Regions from separate parts of the Homo sapiens genome. Here region 1 is linked to region 2. Evidence: read pairs that join two places in POLR2A ChIA-PET (ENCODE). Cell type or tissue: Panc1. All regions are shown on one strand. Links, peaks and the distances in the headings refer to the core of each region. The heading gives the core; the rest is flanking DNA.

What was found. Peaks named below come from ENCODE experiments on the same cell type or tissue, not always from the same donor. Only the 100,000 strongest peaks of a DNase experiment are listed, where the experiment ranks them.
Region 1: POLR2A ChIA-PET joins it to region 2 with 12 read pairs; 13 of 35 experiments call an interaction of 5 or more read pairs at or near these places.

Annotation. Positions count from the first base shown.
Region 1 is chr1:8,967,606-8,970,518 of GRCh38, forward strand. It overlaps CA6 (carbonic anhydrase 6), which reads left to right. Exons shown (of 8, transcript NM_001215.4): 6 at 54-211. Among named protein-coding and RNA genes, the nearest start is that of CA6, 23 kb to the left of the region's middle. In Panc1, for the core only: no CTCF peak of the experiment used is centred there; no DNase peak of the experiment used is centred there.
Region 2 is chr1:8,911,354-8,914,266 of GRCh38, forward strand. All of the region lies in intron 1 of LINC03153 (long intergenic non-protein coding RNA 3153), which reads right to left. Among named protein-coding and RNA genes, the nearest start is that of LINC03153, 14 kb to the right of the region's middle. In Panc1, for the core only: no CTCF peak of the experiment used is centred there; no DNase peak of the experiment used is centred there; H3K27ac peaks cover 450 bases.

The sequences.
Region 1 (2,913 bases), core at 104-2,603, 56 kb after region 2:
CGAGGGGCAGCGCTGGTCCCTGACATTCTGTTACCTTCTGTCTTCTTGGTCAGGACAAAGAACAACCCTGACTGGCCTTGACGTTCAGGACATGCTGCCCAGGAACCTCCAGCACTACTACACCTACCATGGCTCACTCACCACGCCTCCCTGCACTGAGAACGTCCACTGGTTTGTGCTGGCAGATTTTGTCAAGCTCTCCAGGACACAGGTAATGTATGGTATCACTTTGCCGAAGTCTTCCCATTCGATTGCCTGGTTAACAAGGGTTCTCCCCAGCATCTCAACGAACGTCAACAACTAAGGGGTCCTACAGTATTTTCTGTGTGCAGGGCTACTGTGCCTCGTCTAGCCAACCTTTTTTTTTTTTTTTTTTTTGTGAGACAGAGTCTCGCTCTGTCACCTGGGCTGGAGTGCAGTGGCACGATCTCAGCTCACTGCAACCTCCGCCTCCCAGGTTCAAGCAATTCTCCTGCCTCAGCCTCCCGAGTAGCTGGGACTCCAGGAGTGTGCCACCACGCCCGGCTAGTTTTTATTTTTAGTAGGGACAGGGTTTTATTATGTTGCCCAGGCAGGTCTCAAACTCCCAGGTTCAAGCAGTCTGCCTGTCTCAGCCTCCCAAAGTGCTGGGATTACAGGTGTGAGCCACTGCACCCGGCCATCTCCTTTTCTTAAACTTTTCATTTCCTTAGAAAAAGGTGGAAAAGACCCCTGCTCAAGGACACTCACACTCCAAAATGTTGCCAGTCAGGCTAGAAGTGCCCCCAGACACCTGACAAAAGCAAATGGTAAATTATCTCTGGGAAAATGACCTTAAATCCAGACCTAGAAGAATTTTCACAAATAAAGTTACTTGAAATTAGCTCAATTAAGAAAAAAAAATACAAAACATATGAGAAAAAAAGACATTATAGATGAGAACCAGCAGAATCAGACCTACAAAGACTTCAGTTAGTGGAATTATCAGACAATTAATATGACATAAGAATGTTTAACATGTATAAAGAAATAAAAGGTTTAAATATGAGAAAAGAGCAAAAAAGTATAAAAATGGACATCCAGACTTGGGACAAAAACTCAAATAGAATTTCTAGAAATGGAAAAATAGTATCAAAAATTAATAATCCAGGCCAGTTGTGGTGTCTCATGCCTGTAATCCCAGCACTTTGGGAGGCCAAAGTGGGTGGATCACCTGAGGTCAGGAGTTTGAGATCAGCCTGGCCAACATGGTGGAACCCCGTCTCTACTAAAAGTACAAAAAATTAGCCAGTCGTGGTGGTGGGGCGCTTGTAATCCCAGCTACCCCAGAGGCTGAGGTGGAAGAATCACTTGAACCTGGGACGTGGAGGTTGCAGTGAGCCAAGATTGCACTACTGCACTCCAGCCTGGGCAACAGAGCAAAACCCTGTCTCAAAAAAAAAAAAAGTTTGCTGGGCACGGTGGCTCAAGCCTGTAATCCCAGCACTTTGGGACGCCAAAGCGGGTGGATCACGAGGTCAGGGGTTCGAGACCAGCCTGGCCAACATGGTGAAACCCTGTCTCTACTAAAGATACAAAAAATTAGCCGGGCATAGTGGTGTGAACCTATAATCCCAGCCACTCAGGAGGCTGAGGCAGGAGAATCGCTTGAACCCAGGAGGCGGATGTTGCAGTGAGCTGAGATCATGCCATTGCACTCCAGCCTGGGCAACAGGGCAAGACTCCATCTCAAAAAAACAAAAACAAAAACCCAATGAATGGGTTTAACGCATGTTAGATACAGTTTGAGAGAGAATTAGTAAATTGGAGACAGCCAATAACATTATCTAGAATGCAGCACAGAGAAAAGGAGATGGAACTATGAAAAGAAGTGAAGAGACATTGTGTACTGGAAAGGTCTAGTAAATGTCTAATCAAAATCCTAGAAGGAGAAGAGAGGCAGAGTAGGGAAGAGGCATGATTTGACAAAATATTGGCTGACAATTTTCAGGAAGAGATACCAAGTCATATATTCAAGAATGCCAATTAGTTTCTCTCTCTGTCTCTCTCTCTCTCTGGGTGTGTAGATATGTGTGTGTGTGTATACACAACATCCTGCAGTAAACGCATCACATTGAAATCATCAAAGACAAAGAAACTATTTAAAAATTAGCCAGAAAGAAAAGACAGATTATCATGAAAAGAGTATTATTAGACAGAGAGTTGATTTAACAGCCACAGTGAAAGTCAGAAGGGAGTGGAAACATAATTTCAAAGTGCCGAGGGAAAAAAAATAGCCAATATAGAATTGTATGTGCAGCAAAGATGCCTTTCAAGGATATAGACAAAATACAGACATTTTCAGGTCAGGTGAGGTGGTTCATACCTGTAATTCCAGCACTATGGGAGGCTGAGTGGGCGAATGGCCTGAGGAGTTTGAGACCAGCCTGGCCCACATGGTGAAACCCCATCTCTACTAAAAATATAAAAATTATCTGGGTGTGTGGGTGGGTGCCTGTAGTCCCAGCTAGTCAGGAGGCTGAGGCAGGAGAGAATAACTTGAACCCGGGAGGTGGAGGTTGCAGTGAGCCGCAATCGCGTCACTGCACTCCAGCCTGGCGACAGAGCGAGACTCTGGTCTCAAAAAAAAAAAAAAAAAAAAAAGAGAAAAACCTGACATTTTCAGAAAAACAAAAATTGAGTTTGCCACTTGATATATTTCTGCTTCTTCTTTCTCTCCTTTCTACTACTGGACAAATACTCATATAAAAAGCTGAAAAGAGAGCTTGTGTGCAGATACCTGTTGGAAGAATGCACGGATAGATTAGTTCTGGAATAATGCCTGAGACACAGCACCCAGAACCTCCCCTGGACTTGAGATCTTCTTACAGTCACTTCATCAGGGTTATATAAATCCAAACTCTAGCCCAGTTGTTAATTCTTTTTTATTTTTTA
Region 2 (2,913 bases), core at 292-2,791:
TGTATTCCTTGTAGTGTACAATTTCCGGAGCCCACACCTGTTTGCCTGTAGCTAGGACTCAGATCAGATACATTAAAGGATGGCCAGGCAAGAGGCAGTGACATCCTGTGTTCCCTGGGGCAGTTCCTCCCTCCTCCGCCTAAGAACCACAATCTAGGTAGACCCCCTAGAGGGGCTGGGAGGATCCACTCTTCTTTCCCTTTTTTAAGGGGAAGGGTTTGTTTTGGGAGGAGTTCTTTTGTTAGTCAGAGTGGCCCAAGGGCTCCAGAGGTAAATACAAGCACTCCACTCTCTTCAGTCTCTTTTTACATTGCCTTCCCCAGTGGGGTGCTAAGGGCTGGCCAGGGCATGCTTCCACAAGTTCCTTTGATTATTTAGAAAAAGGCTTACATAATTCAACCCGAAGGACTCTGAGAGGTGAATCGAGTGTGCAGGAATCAACTGGACAGTGGCCGAACAGGAAGTTCAAAACTTGTGAATAGCGTTGTTTTGATTAATTAACCATCTCAGTCTCCCAGGGAGGGGTCTCTAAAGACTGGGCAGTAAAAAAAGCAACAACAACAACAACAAAAAAACAACAAAAACCTCCCCAAACTGTGCAGTAATGTCTTTGCCTGCCCTGGAGGGCCCCTTGGGTAGGTTTTATATGAGCTCGGGTGTCTTGAGTGAGTCCACCATCTGGGAGGCAGGCAGTGCCAACTCAGGGGACTGCAGTGGATGGGAGACTGTGTCAGGGGTGACCCCCAGGGGACCCTGGTCCACTGGTTGGCCAACTTTGTTGTTGTCATCTCTGAGGTTGGGCTGATTGAAAGTGGCCGACAGCCGCCCCGTCCGGGAGGTGAGGGGCGCCTCTGCCCGGCCGCCCCTACTGGGAAGTGAGGAGCCCCTCTGCCCGGCCGCCACCCCGTCTGGGAGGTGTACCCAACAGCTCATTGAGAACGGGCCATGATGACAATGGCGGTTTTGTGGAATAGAAAGGGGGGAAAGGTGGGGAAAAGACTGAGAAATTGGATGGTTGCCGTGTCTGTGTAGAAAGAAGTAGACATGGGAAACTTTTCATTTTGTTCTGTACTAAGAAAAATTCTTCGGCCTTGGGATCCTGTTGATCTGTGACCTTACCCCCAACCCTGTGCTCTCTGAAACATGTGCTGTGTCCACTCAGAGTTAAATGGATTAAGGGCGGTGCAAGATGTGCTTTGTTAAACAGATGCTTGAAGGCAGCGTGCTCGTTGAGAGTCATCACCACTCCCTAATCTCAAGTACCCAGGGACACAAACACTGCGGAAGGCCGCAGGGTCCTCTGCCTAGGAAAACCAGAGACCTTTGTTCACTTGTTTATCTGCTGACCTTCCCTCCACTATTGTCCTATGACCCTGCCAAATCCCCCTCTGTGAGAAACACCCAAGAATGATCAATTAAAAAAAAAAAAAAATAACCAACCAGTAGCCCTTGGGGCTGCTCTATGGAGTAGCTTTTGTTTCTCCTCTAATAAACTTGCATTCACTTTACTCTGAAAAAAAAAAAAAAAAAAAGAAAGTGGCCCAAAGACCCAGGGTGATTAAGGTCTCTAGAAGATTCTTGCTATTCTCACTGAGTATTTTAAAACTACATTTTACTACATGGGAAACTCCTCAGAAATCATCCCAGTGTTCTTCTTTTTTCTTCTTCTTCTTTTTTTTTTTTTTGAGACTGAGTATCGCTCTTTCGCCCAGGCTGAAGTGCAGGAGCGCGATCTCGGCTCACCACAACCTTCGTCTCCCAGGTTCCAGCGATTCTCCTACCTCAGCCTCCCGAGTAGCTGGGACTACAGGTGTGTGCTACCACACCTGGCTAATTTTTGTATGTTTACAAAGATTAAATGGGGTGACAAAAATTAGATGGGATTTCACCATTTTGGCCAGGCTGGTCTCAACCTCCTGGTCTCAAGTGATCCGCCATCCTCGGCCTTCCAAAGTGCTGGGATTACAGGTGTGAGCCAATGCGCCCGGCCATCCCAGTGTTATTCTTACTGATTGCTGTGTGTGTGTGTGTGTGTTTGTGCGGGGGTGGGTGGGTGTGGGTGTGTTTTCTTTTCTTTAAAAAGTTTTTAAAATTTGAGTCAGGGTCTTGCTCTGTTGCCCGGGCTGTAGTGCAGTGGCATAATCATGGCTCATGGCAGCCTCAAACTCTTGGCCTCAAGCAATCCTCCCATCAGCCTCCCCAAATCCTGGAATTTAACAGGTTGGCCAAGAGCAGTGAGCCATTCATTGCACCTGACCGTGTGCGTGTTTGCTAAAAAGTGCAGATAACTTACTCCCTGGTTTGTTTTCTTAGTGAGCTCATATTGTCTACCTTCTAAAGACCAAAGCGTCAGGACTGCAGAGCCCCATTCTGGCTTTGGCAAACACGTGGAGTGAGACTGGTTTCCACCTGAGAAATAACCCTTCTGGTTTCCCTCCGAGCATGCTCCTCTCCTGCGCGTTACCTACGTGGTAGGGAGATGGTGTTGCACACTGCAGAGGCTCACCCCATAGAGGGAGAACTTCCTAAACTGAGCTGAGTCCTGGTGTCCCGTGAAACACTCTACAGAGGGTGCCTGGGGGTGTCTTTCTCGGAAAAGACTCCCCCAGGTAGTGAGGAAGGCAGGACCTGGCAGAGGGAGAACCCAGTGTTGCTGGAACTGAGGCCGTTTCTGCAATGAAGCTCTGGTCCCAAATTGAGACATGAGGTCTGGGCCTTTGCATCTCTGTTTCTTTTCACTTTTAATTTTATTTTTTCTTTTTTTTGAGACGGAGTCTCACTCAGTCGCCCAGGCTGGAGTGCAGTGGTGTGATCTCGGCTCACTGCAACCTCCGCCGCCCGGGTTCAAGTGATTCTCCTGCCTCAGCCTCCCGAGTAGCTGGGATTGCAGGTGCGTGCCACCACGCCGGGCTA